3 separate regions of the Homo sapiens genome follow, and all the other regions are linked to region 3. The links are chromatin contacts, found by Hi-C in ENCODE. All regions are on one chromosome and are shown on one strand. Each heading gives the region's core, a stretch centred on a gene start or an enhancer-like site at or near the end of the contact. The rest is flanking DNA. Distances are from core to core; before and after follow the strand shown.

The links. A loop is a pair of places that touch in the nucleus more often than their neighbours do. Pooled maps may share reads with other maps.
Region 1: a map with no recorded cell type shows a loop between it and region 3 (2.7-fold over the local background). The contact joins the promoter of ITGB7 here to the enhancer-like site in region 3. A Hi-C loop is called at or near these places in 2 of 37 single-sample maps with no recorded cell type and 3 of 50 pooled maps.
Region 2: a map with no recorded cell type shows a loop between it and region 3 (4-fold over the local background). The contact joins the promoter of TMT1A here to the enhancer-like site in region 3. A Hi-C loop is called at or near these places in 4 of 37 single-sample maps with no recorded cell type and 4 of 50 pooled maps.

The regions. Positions count from the first base shown.
Region 1 is chr12:53,204,320-53,208,619 of GRCh38, forward strand. ITGB7 (integrin subunit beta 7) reads right to left here and starts at 2,932. Exons shown (of 16, transcript NM_000889.3): 1 at 2,883-2,932. RefSeq lists an enhancer at 972-1,061.
Region 2 is chr12:50,922,444-50,926,381 of GRCh38, forward strand. It overlaps TMT1A (thiol methyltransferase 1A), which reads left to right and starts at 2,572. Exons shown (of 2, transcript NM_014033.4): 1 at 2,572-3,093. The coding sequence starts at 2,596. RefSeq lists enhancers at 1,686-1,895, 2,909-3,452.
Region 3 is chr12:51,975,354-51,979,263 of GRCh38, forward strand. ACVR1B (activin A receptor type 1B) reads left to right here. Exons shown (of 9, transcript NM_004302.5): 2 at 1-151; 3 at 974-1,222. Among named protein-coding and RNA genes, the nearest start is that of ACVR1B, 26 kb to the left of the region's middle. Within about 2 kb of position 2,323, at least 3 of the 41 ENCODE cell types and tissues checked have a DNase peak (open chromatin) inside an H3K27ac peak, as active enhancers do.

The DNA.
Region 1 (4,300 bases), core at 1,682-4,181, 1.2 Mb after region 3:
CAGTGAGCCGAGATTGTGCCATTTCATTCCAGCCTGGGCAACAAGAGCAAAACTCGGTCTCAAAAAAAAAAAAAAAATGAAGTACTGATACATACATGCTACAACATGGATGAACCTTGAAAACATGCTCAGTGAACAAAACCATTCATGAAAGGTCACATATTGTATGATTCCACATATGGAACATATCCAAACTAGAAAAATCCACAGAGACAGAAGGTAGATTAGTGGTTACCAGAGCTTGGGAGAAGGGGAAGTGGGGAATGACTGCTTAATGGGCAGTTTCATTTTAGGGTGATGAATAAGTTCTGGAATTAGTGAATGTACTTAATGCCACTGAATTGTACACTTAAAAGGGGTAAAAATGATAAATGTTTGTGTATCTTACCATTTTAAAAATCAAAAAGTTAAATAAGATGGTGAGAAATCTCCTACTCCATATGCCATACCCAGTTCCCACACCTACCCTAAATAAATATCATTTACTACTATCTTTGTTTCTTTTTTCTTTACCTTTTTTTTTTTTTTTTTTTTGGCAGAGTCCCACTCTGTCGACCAGGCTGGAATGCAGTGGCGTGATGTACAACCTCTGCCTCCTGGGTTCAAGTGAGTCGTGTGCCTCATCCTCCTGAGTAGCTGGGATTACAGGTGTGAGCCACCACACCCAGCTAATTTTTGTGTTTTTAGTAGAGACAGAGTTTCACTATGTTGGCCAGGCTGGTCTCGAACCCCTGACTTCAAGTGATCCACCCACCTCGGCCTCCCAAAGTGCTGGAATTACAGGCATGAGCCACTGTGCCTGGCCTTAAATTGTTTCTAGTTCCCTATGACAAATAATGCTGAAATGAAAAGTAATGTATGTATTTATTTATTTATTCATTTGAGAGATAGGGTCTTGCTCTGTCACCCGGCTGTAGTGTACTGGTGCAATCATGGCTCACTGCTGCCTTGACCTTGCCGGCTCAATTGATCCTTCCACCTCAGCCTCCCGAGTAGCTGGTACTACAGGCGCATGCTACCATGTCTGGCTAATTATTTTTGTATTATTTTGCAGAGATGGGGCTTCCCCATGTTGCCCAGGCTGGTCTAGAACTCCTGAGCTCAAGCGACCCACCTGCCTCGGCCTCCCAAATTGCCGTGATTACAGGCGTGAGCCATCACCCCCAGCCAAATGTCATGTATTTATCATTTCACACGTCTGCAACTGAATCTGTAGGATAAATCCCTAGCAGAGGACGTGCAGGATAACTAGATAGGTATCATTTGTAATACTGGTGTGTATTTCATCTACATTCTCATGCTAAGAAATATATATATATAGGTGGGTATTGCCAACATAAACTCTTCAGGACTTGTACTGGTCCACATTCCCATCAGCAATGTATGAGAAAGGCCAACTAACTCCTTGTCATAAACCATTTGCATCTTCTTCAGCCTGGGCCCAGAGTCAGGTCCAGATACTCTGCACAGAGTGTGGGAAAGGGGTGGGGTGTTGAGTCCTTGAATGTCCTGGTCCTGCTCCCCACCACCTGTGACCTCAGGCGCCATATATAACGGAGCCTCCACCCCTCGGGGAGAGGCCAGTCCCAGCTCAGCCTCAGCGTAACCTCAGCCCTGCTTGCTCTGCATGCCTGTGGTCAGGGAGGCTGGAGATGCTGCAACCCAAAGCCGGGTTTTGACTCATCTCTCACAAGTGGAGCCCCGGCTGCCGCATAGGTTTTTCAGAGACCTTAGGCCCACTCATCTCCCCTTAAAGGGGGCCCTGGGACTTCCTGGACAGCCCTTTCCTACCTTTCTTTCCAATTATCCTCTCTTCTCCCCTCCTTGAGAATACATGTTCTGCCACCTATTTCTCTGTCTGCTTCTCTGTCTCTCTCTGGCTCCTTTCATTTCAAAACTTCTATTGCATCTCTCTGCTGCTTTTCTCTGCTCCACTTCTTCATAGGGCTATTTTACTTCCTTTTCCCCTCTGTTCCTAACTATAGAATGGCTGAATCTACTACTCCATCCCACTCTTTTTACAAATGGAAACCTAAATTCCATGAGGCCAGGGTCACCCAGTGAACTAGGGGCAGGGCAGGACAGGGCAGGGCCAGGCCTCTGCTGTGCTTTCTCCTTTCCTCCCTCCAACCCAGGCACTATCTCCATCAAAAGTTGTGTTCTCTCCCCACTAGCCCTGGTGGGCTCTGCCTAATCCCATTTCTCTTTCCTTAGGGGTATTCTGCAGTCTTCCCTTCTCTCTCTGGGACCAAGTGGTTATTTCCATTTTTCTGGACTCCATTCTGACTCCAGTACACACCCTGTGACCCCCCTCAGCAGCTGAGAAACAGAGCCTCTTCCAAACCCATCCCTACCTTCCAAATCAAGCAGAACCCTCTGCTGCCCACTGGGAGTCACAAGGAGGGGACGGAACTGAGCTGCTGGGCCTCAGTGTCCCAGGACAGTGGAGTCTGTGACCAAGGTGCCGATTAGGAAGAAGTCTGAGCTGAAGGCAGAGCATTAGGGATAGCAGCTGGGGGTGATGTTGGAAGAACCCTCCCTCAGTATAATCGGTATACCTGCCCTACTTCGGTATAGTCCTTGGCACATGGCAGGCACTCAGATGACAGCACTCATATACATCCCTGCCTCCAGACCCACTCATGGGAAACTGATGCAGGAGAGATTGGGCTTTTGGAGAGGTGGAGGTGGGGGTACTGTGAAACTGGAGGAGGGAACCAGGTCAGGGGATCTTAGGAATGCAGAAAGGAGTTCAGAGCCTTTCTCAAGTCTGGACAGGACCCTCGGTATCCAGGTCAGAGCCCTCTTCCCAAGAGGTTGGGACCAGGTGGGCCAGAGCTTGTAAGGAGAGGAGGCAGAAGGGCTGGTGCCCTGGTACTCACAGGTGCGTGCAGAGCAGTCCTTCCTCTGGCGGCAGCAGCAGCCTTTGTGTACTGATCTGGGAGACGGCAGAGGAGGAAGTGACACTCCCCAGGGTGGGGAAGATTTGGGGTTGGTGGGGGTGACTGATCTAGAAGGTGGTGCAGATAGGGGTGGGGCTGAGCCAAGGGAGTGGACAATACAGAGATCTGGAAGAAAGAAGCCCATTTATTGAACCCCTGTCATGTGTTGAACGTAACATATTACAATTAACCCTCACAACAATCTCATAAGATAGGGGTTAATATTCCCCCAAGCCCCAATTTTACAGATGCAGAGATTGAGGCTTGGAAGCAGGAAATAAAGAATTTTGCCCAAGGTCCCACAGCTAGTAAGTAGCTAGTCTAGGATTTAAAAAAAAAAAAGAAAAAAGATTTTTATTTTAAATTTTTATTATTTTATTTTTTTTATTTTAATTTAATTTAACTTTTGAGACAGGGTCTTGCTCTGTTTCCCAGGCACAATCTCAGCTCACTGTCCCATGGCACAATCTCAGCTCACTGCAAACTCCGCCTCCCAGGTTCAAGCGATTCTCCTGCCTCAGCCTCCCGAATAGCTGGGATTACAGGGGTGCACTACCATGCCCAGCAACGTTTTATATTCTTAATAGAGACGGGGTTTCACCATGTTGGCCAGGCTGGTCTCAAACTCTTGACCTCAATTGATCTGCCCACCTCGGCCTCCCAAAGTGCTGGGATTACAGGTGTGGGCCACCATGCCCAGCCTGTTTTTTATTTTTGAGACAGGGTCTTGCTGTGTTGCCCAGGCTGGTCTGTAACTCCTGGACTCAAGCAATCCTCCCACTTTGGCCTCCTGAGTAGCTGGGATTACAGGCACACTCGGCTGGTCTGGGATTTAAATCCAGGTCTGCCTGCCTCCAAAATTCATGATCTCTCCATTTACTTATATAGGAAGGAACATGATAGGAGGGAATAGGGGCAGTAAGTACTGTAGAGAGGCCAGAAATTACAGACTTGTTCATTTTGAAAACCCAGGATACATTATATAAGTGTGCTTGACTACATAGGCTCTGGAGCCAAGTTGCTAGAGTTCAAATCCTGGCTCTACTACTTACTAGTAGTAAGGAGCTTAGCTGAGTTACTTAAACCTGCCTGCAGCTGTTTTCTCATCTGTCCAGCAAGACTCACAGGATTGTCGTGAGAATTAAAAGAGATAATTCATATCAATTGCCTACAAGACTACCTGGCACATACTAAGTAAGGGCTTGATAAGAGAATTAGTAGGGATGAGAAGTAGCAGAGGTGAGAAGTGAAGAGGCTTTGAGAAATTCAAGGTCCACACAACTGGAAACTTGGAAGAGAGAGGCATAGGGCCAGGCTCAGAGCATGTGATTGGGGAACCAGGAGCCAACACAGTAGTG
Region 2 (3,938 bases), core at 1,322-3,821, 1.1 Mb before region 3:
CAGCCTGATAATTCAATTTCATCTGTCTCAACTGGGCTTTGTGACCCAGGTATTGTCCTTTGCTAAGAGCCTCAGAATGCTGTTTTGTTTTCACAATTCTGAAAAACAGTTTCAGGAACAACATTCAGGCTATTTCCCTAAACAAAAACAAAAGATAAGTGCAAAAGAAAAAAAGAAAAGAGTGTGTCACCAGAAGGATAATGAGGTTGTCTGATTTGTAAAAGGAAATATCTATAGCTGGAGATAAATGGCAAAGTTGTCCAGCCAGGTAGGTTCCCAAAAGTATTTTAATTTTCTTAATGATTATGTCTGGGGTTACTTTGGTACTTTTCTTACAAGCAAACTTTGTGGCCATAGGCCTCTCCATTTTAAAAAGAATAATTAAATTCTCTACAAAATTACTTTCATTCTCCTTTGCTGAGGGCTTTAGAATCTTCCAGTCCTGTGGAGTTGCTCAGTTTCTTCCCTGGATCCTGTTTTCAAAAACAGACAGAAGGGCAACCCGCTCGGGTCCCCTTCCACACTGTGGAAGCTTTGTTCTTTCGCTCTTCACAATAAATCTTGCTGCTGCTCATTTAAAAAAAAAAAAAAGGAAAGGAAACAGGCCACAGACAGAAAACAGGCCACTGATTGCCTCAGGATTAGGAATGCAGAAGGGAGGATCACAATGGAGCAAGAGTAATCTTTTAGGGGTGATGGATATGTTCATTTATCTTGGCTGAAGTGATGGGTTCACAGGTATATAGATATGTCAAAACTTATCAAACTGTACACATTAAATATGTAAAGTTTATTATATGTCAATTCCACCTAAAAAAATCTGTTAAAAATGGAATAGATACAATATTTATAAAATACATGCAGGTTATAACAAATCATGAAACAACAGAACACTCCCTGTATCCATCACCCAGTTTTTTAAAGTAAATGTTTACTATTTTTAAAAAATTATTTTTTTCTGTGTTCCCTAGCCACCCTAAAGCTCAGGCCTTTTTCTTTTTCTTCTTTCTTTTTTTTTTTTTTTTTTTTAAAGAGATAGAGTCTCACTATGTTGCCCAGACAGGATTTGAATTCCTGGGCTCAAGGTATGCTTCTGTCTTAGCTCCTCAGTAGCTGAGACCATGGGCACCCACCACTGTGCCCAGATTCGGGCTTTCTTGTAAAAAGCGGATGGATGCTTGAAACTATTTTCTGAATCCCTTTGGCTCCCAAATGTGAATATTCTGGGAAATATTTTTATCCAAATTAGCTGAGTAATCGAGTAGTTAGGCACATTTTGAAGACTGAGGCTTGTCCTTTAAAAGAAGGGCAGCCCACAAACTGACTTCCTTGAGCCAAAAATTGTTTTAAAAGGGGAAGTACAGCCCAAAACAGTGATTTTAAAATATCAACAAAAAGAGTCAAATTCTGTAAAATATTTAAAGAGATTTATTCTGAGCCAAATATGAGTGACCATGTCCTGTGACACAGCCCTCGGGAAATCCTGAGAACATGTGCCCAAGGTGGTCAGGGTACAGCTTGGTTTTCTACATTTTAGGGAGACATGAGGCTTCAATCAAATACATTTAAGAAATACATTGGTTCAGTCCAGAAAGGCAGGACAACCCGACGCGAGGCAGGGAGCTTCCAGGTTATAGGTACGTTTTAAATTTTTCTGGTTGACAATTGGTTGAGTTTATCTAAAGACCTGGGATCAATAGAAAGGAAATGTCTGGGTTGCAATAAGAGTTGTGGAGACTGAAGTTTTATTATGCAGATGAAGCCTCCAAGTAGCAGGCTTCAGAGAGAATAGATTGTAAATGTACTTAAGGTCTGCGTTGATGTGAATGCCGGCTTGAGGTATAATGAGGCATATCTGACCCCCACTTCCCCTCATGGCCTGAAACAATCTCTCAAGTTAAATTTTAAAAGCGCCCTGGCCAAGGAGAAAGTCCATTCAGATGGTTAGAGGCCTTAGAACATTATTTTTGGTTTACAAAAACGTTGAGTTGTGAACACTGAGAGCCTCTGCCCAGAATGTAAAAGAGAGAATTCTTGCTGACTGTGGCCGGGCATGCATGTCCTTTCACTTCCTTTTTTTTTTTTTAAAAAAAAAAAAAAAAAAAAAAAAAACAGGGTTTGGGCGGGGGAAGTAAGGGGGATGTGTTATGATAAAGGGGCCTTGGCAGCACTCTTCTGGTGTGGTTTGACCAGGCTCCACCCACGAATTCTGTTTTCTTTTAGAGGTCACTGGAGAGCCCGGTGGGGTGTAAGTACACTGCGCTTATAAAACTCTAGCAGGAAGCTAGCAGCTGTCTCCAAACCCAGAGAAGGGGAAACAGGAATCGATTAGGAATAAAGGATTATAATCCACTTTCCTTCTGAGGAAAAGCTGGGAACCTTCTCATTTTGCCTTATGAAAACTAAGCTGAATCGACTGCTGCCAAACATCTATTAGGCAAAATTGGCCTCTTGCCCATGATTTGACTTTCCAGCACAGCCAGTTCTTTTTCTCCTCTGCAGCTGATTGGCTCTGGAGTGTGGCCAGAAGCCTCTCTCCTGCAATTAAAGGAGTCGGGTCTCTAACTGTTGATCTGTTTTTTTCCCTTCTGAGCAATGGAGCTTACCATCTTTATCCTGAGACTGGCCATTTACATCCTGACATTTCCCTTGTACCTGCTGAACTTTCTGGGCTTGTGGAGCTGGATATGCAAAAAATGGTTCCCCTACTTCTTGGTGAGGTTCACTGTGATATACAACGAACAGATGGCAAGCAAGAAGCGGGAGCTCTTCAGTAACCTGCAGGAGTTTGCGGGCCCCTCCGGGAAACTCTCCCTGCTGGAAGTGGGCTGTGGCACGGGGGCCAACTTCAAGTTCTACCCACCTGGGTGCAGGGTGACCTGTATTGACCCCAACCCCAACTTTGAGAAGTTTTTGATCAAGAGCATTGCAGAGAACCGACACCTGCAGTTTGAGCGCTTTGTGGTAGCTGCCGGGGAGAACATGCACCAGGTGGCTGATGGCTCTGTGGATGTGGTGGTCTGCACCCTGGTGCTGTGCTCTGTGAAGAACCAGGAGCGGATTCTCCGCGAGGTGTGCAGAGTGCTGAGACCGGTGAGTGAAAGGGTGTGAGGAGGACTAGTTAGTAGCAGCTATTATCATAGAGGGCAGGCCTGTCAATTTCAGGTGGCTGAAACATTTTAACATAAAAAGTAAACTACTAGAAAATACTGTAGAATTTTTTAAAATTTTAGCGTGGGAGAGAAGCTATAAAGAGAAAGATTGATAAATCTGAATATAAAAACTTAAAACTGCTATAAAGAAAAAACCTCCTGGCCGGGCACAGTGGTTCACGTCTGTAATCCCAGCATTTTGGGAGGCCAAGGCAGGCAGATCGCTTGAGGTCAGGAGTTCGAGACCAGACTGACCAATATGGTGAAACCCCATCTCTATTAAAAATACAAAAATTAGCCAGGCATGGTGGCAGGTGCCTGTAGGCAGGAGAATCGCTTGAACCTGGTGGGGCAGAGGTTAAAGTGAGCCAAGATTGCACCACAGCACTCCAGCCTAGGCAACAGAGTGAAACTCCATCTCAAAAAAAAAAAAAAAAAAAAAAAGAAAGAAAGAAAAAAAAGAATAAGAAAAAAAAACTCCCCAAAACAAAGTTAAACTACAAAACAAGCTTGGAAAAAATATTTGCCAGGGATGATAGACAAAGGGTTAACTTCCCTCATGTTAAAAGACATTACATGTCAATAAGATCAATATTTTTCAATAAGAAAAACAAAAGGGAAAATGGGCAAATAACAGGAACAGAAATGTAAACCAATTATAGGACAAAAGTGCTCAAACTTAAAGAGTTAATTAAAGGAGATACTAATTTTACCTATTATACTGTTAGGGACTTCTTTTAAGGTCAGTATAGGGTTGGGGTGGGTTTAGGGGACTGGACACCACCA
Region 3 (3,910 bases), core at 1,073-3,572:
GGGATGGAGCACCATGTGCGCACCTGCATCCCCAAAGTGGAGCTGGTCCCTGCCGGGAAGCCCTTCTACTGCCTGAGCTCGGAGGACCTGCGCAACACCCACTGCTGCTACACTGACTACTGCAACAGGATCGACTTGAGGGTGCCCAGTGGTGAGTGCATGCCCTTGTTGGGCTAGTGGCTCAGCTTGGAGATAGGGTACCCCGTCATTTCATTTTTTTCTACTCTTGCCCACTCACTTGGTTTGACGATAAAGATGCCTTTTGGATGTTCCCGAAGGTGACAAAGGCTGGGGTTTCTCAGCAGTTGCTTTTGTAGATTAGAGGGTGAGGAAGCAGATTTTCAAGTTAGTCCCAGAGGTGCCCGCAGTGTTTAGAGTAGTGGCTTAGCAGCCATAGGCAGCGGTGAGGAGTGGAAGAACCAGGCAGGGATTCCCACGGGAGGATGTGGGACTGATCCAGAAAGAGATGGCCCCAGAGCCGAGCAAAGGTGACTCCTCAAGGGAGGATGATGGTTAGATGTGAGGAGGGACCAGAATAGGAAAAGGCCAGTGACCAAAGCCGAGAAACACCACATACCATCCTTTTGCAAGCCTACCATTCAGGAGGCATTACTGTGGAGCCCACAGGAAAAGGAGAGAAACTAAAGCAGAGCTTAGAGGAGCTGTGGGAAGTTAAAGGGCAGAAACAGGCATCTGTGTAGGGGCCTGAGGCGGGGATAGTACCACGAAATGCGTGAGGTGACAAAGTGGGTTGTGGGTTTGACTGTGGAAAGAGGTGCCTTAACTAAAGAAGTTGGGCATTTGAGAGCATCTAGGCAGCAAGACTAGCCCAGAAGATTAGAGAGATCAAGGGAGCCTGAACACATCGACAGGGAAAGGGGTCTTTTTCACTCTTCACTTTGAGGGGGGTGTTTTTACTCTTTCCCTTGTTTTTACTTCTCATTCTTTCCCTCTCCTCTCTCACTTGACTCAGGTCACCTCAAGGAGCCTGAGCACCCGTCCATGTGGGGCCCGGTGGAGCTGGTAGGCATCATCGCCGGCCCGGTGTTCCTCCTGTTCCTCATCATCATCATTGTTTTCCTTGTCATTAACTATCATCAGCGTGTCTATCACAACCGCCAGAGACTGGACATGGAAGATCCCTCATGTGAGATGTGTCTCTCCAAAGACAAGACGCTCCAGGATCTTGTCTACGATCTCTCCACCTCAGGGTCTGGCTCAGGTACCAAGTTCTTCAGGGCATCATGTCTGTGGTTGGCTTTCATCAGTTTCCCAGCAGGATAGAGTGCTTGTAGAGAAGGCTGGAGGCCCTGCATTTGTTTCTACCAGCATTGAGTCATTTGGTTTCCTAGTTCCCCTTCTTTTGGAGTCTGACGTGTAATAAGATAAGATAATGGGTTCACAGAAAATCTCTCATTCCGTGGGATTCCCAAGGTCTAGTACACAATTATCCACTACAGAAGTCCTGCCTCTCTAAGCTTTGCAACTGTACGTACATCTATTAAAATTCAGCTGGTCCCACCTGAGCAGTGGAGTGCTCAATTTCAGGGCCCCTTTTGAGAAACAGGAGTGTGCCAGATTCCTGTGAGGTGGTGACAGCTAATCATTGATCTCTGAGCAACCACAAGGGGAGTTTAAGGACATCCAGTAAAGCTTAGAGTTGGGATTTGGTGAATCATTGACTTGTACCAGTTGCCCAAGGGTTTTTGGTGGGGGTGAAAATAAAGGCAGTGTGGGCCTCCAGCATAGCATCAGCACTATTTCCTGTACTGCCTTTTGTTGACCAAGTCTTTCTCAGATGAGGGAAATGAACCAAACACTGGACCTTGGCATAAGACGAGAATTTAAGATAAAGGAGCTCGGGGTTGTTTAGGTCTCAGGGTATAGCTCAGCTAGCTATTAAATGTGAACATGAATGCAAAAGAATTTTTTTACTTACTTATTTATGTATTTATTTATTTAGAAACAGAGTCTTGCTCTGTTTCCCAGGCAGGAGTGCAGTGGCGCAATTTCCGCTCTCTGAAACCTCCACCTGCCTGGTTCAAGTGATTCTCCTGCCTCAGCCTCCTGAGTAGCTGGGATTACAGGAATGCGCCACCACAGCGACTAATTTTTGTATTTTTAGTAGAGACAAGGTTTCGCCACATCAGTCAGGCTGGTCTTGTGTTCTTGACCTCAAGTGATCCGCCTGCCTCGTAAAGAATTTTTTTAATGAAGATAAACCATTATTTTTGTGACAATGGTATTGCATTCCTTTTTTTTTTTTTTTTTTTTTGTTTTAAGATATGGTCTCGCTCTGTTGTTGCCCAGGCTGCAGTGCCATTGTGCAATCACAGCTGACTGCAGCCTTAACCTCCTGGGCTCAAGAGATCCTCCACCTTAGTCTCCTGAGTAGCTGAGATGTCAGGCATGTGCCACCAAGCCTGGCAATTTTTTTTTTTTTTTTTTTTTTTGTGGAAGGTTTCACTTTGTTGCCCAGGCTGGTCTCAAATTCTTGGCTTCAAGTCCATTCTTAAAAAAGAAAAAAAACATCCACAAAGATCACTGTTGCCATTCTAGCTAAAACGCAGAGGATCTTATTTGTGAGAACTTTGCGTGTTTTTATGTATGTTTCCTTGACGTGGGACAAGACTGTTGTTCTGTGGGGAAATTATGCCATCAGTCATGCCCAGACATTCTGCTTGACACGGGAGTACTTTGAGCTGTGACATCTCCTGAATTTCAGTGGCTTTGCTTTTATTAAGCTCTGCAGTAGAGAGCACCAAAATGATGGATATATTTAAAAGCTGCATATTTTTAGAAACAGCAAAAATCTAGGGCTTGTTCCTTGTTGAAAGAGGTAGGGCAGTGGTTAGAACCTCCTGGCTGACTGTGGGAATTGATTTGCTGCTAGAGGAGGGTAGATTGGGTTTTCCAAAGTCTTTTTAAGACCCAGACCAGCTGAAACAAGGGAAGGGCCATGGTAGTTGTTTAGTCGTCTGTGGTAAAATGGTTAATAACTATTTCCCTCTGAGTGGTTTAGTATATTCTTCATTCAGAATATGCAGAGCTTCCAAGGTGTTAGGTTTCTAATAATGTGGTTTTTAAAGTAGTAAGTCCATGCTGCTCATATGACTTTCAATTCATTTAAATAAGTATATACTGAATACCTTCTGGGTGATATGGTTTTAAACAGATTAGAAAGAGCCTGACCCGGCCAGGCGCGGTGGCTCACGCCTGTAATCCCAGCACTTTGGGAGGCTGAGGTGGGTGGATCATGAGGTCAGAGGAGATCCAGACCATCCTGGCTAACATGGTGAAACCCTGTCTCTACTAAAAATACAAAAAATTAGCCGGGCGTGGTGGCGGCGCCTGTAGTCCCAGGTACTCAAGAGGCTGAGGCAGGAGAATGGTGTGAACCTGGGAGGCGGAGCTTGCAGTGAGCCGAGATCACGCCACTGCACTCCAGCCTGGGCAACAGAGCGAGACTCCGTCTCAAAAAAAAAAAAAAAAAAAAGGCTGACCCAGGATTGGATCAGAGAGACAGGAATTGTTGGGAAGAGTCTCACAGAGGAGGGCACATTTAAAGGAGTCTTGAGGCCGGGCAGATCACATGAGGTCAAAAGTTTGAGACCAGCCTGACTAACATGGTGAAACCTCGTCTCTACTAAATACAAAAAATTAGCCGGGTGTAGTGGCACACGCCTATAATTCCAGCTACTTGGGAAGCTGAGGCAGGAGAATTGCTTGAACCCGGGAGGCAGAGGTTGCAGTGAGCCCAGATCATGCCATTGCACTCCAGCCTGGGCAGCAAGAGCAAAGCTCCGTCTCAAAAAAAAAAAAAAAAAAAAGGCCAGGCACGGTGGCTCACACCTGTAATCCCAGCACTTTGGGAGGCCGAGGCGGGTAGATCACCTCAGGTCAGGAGTTC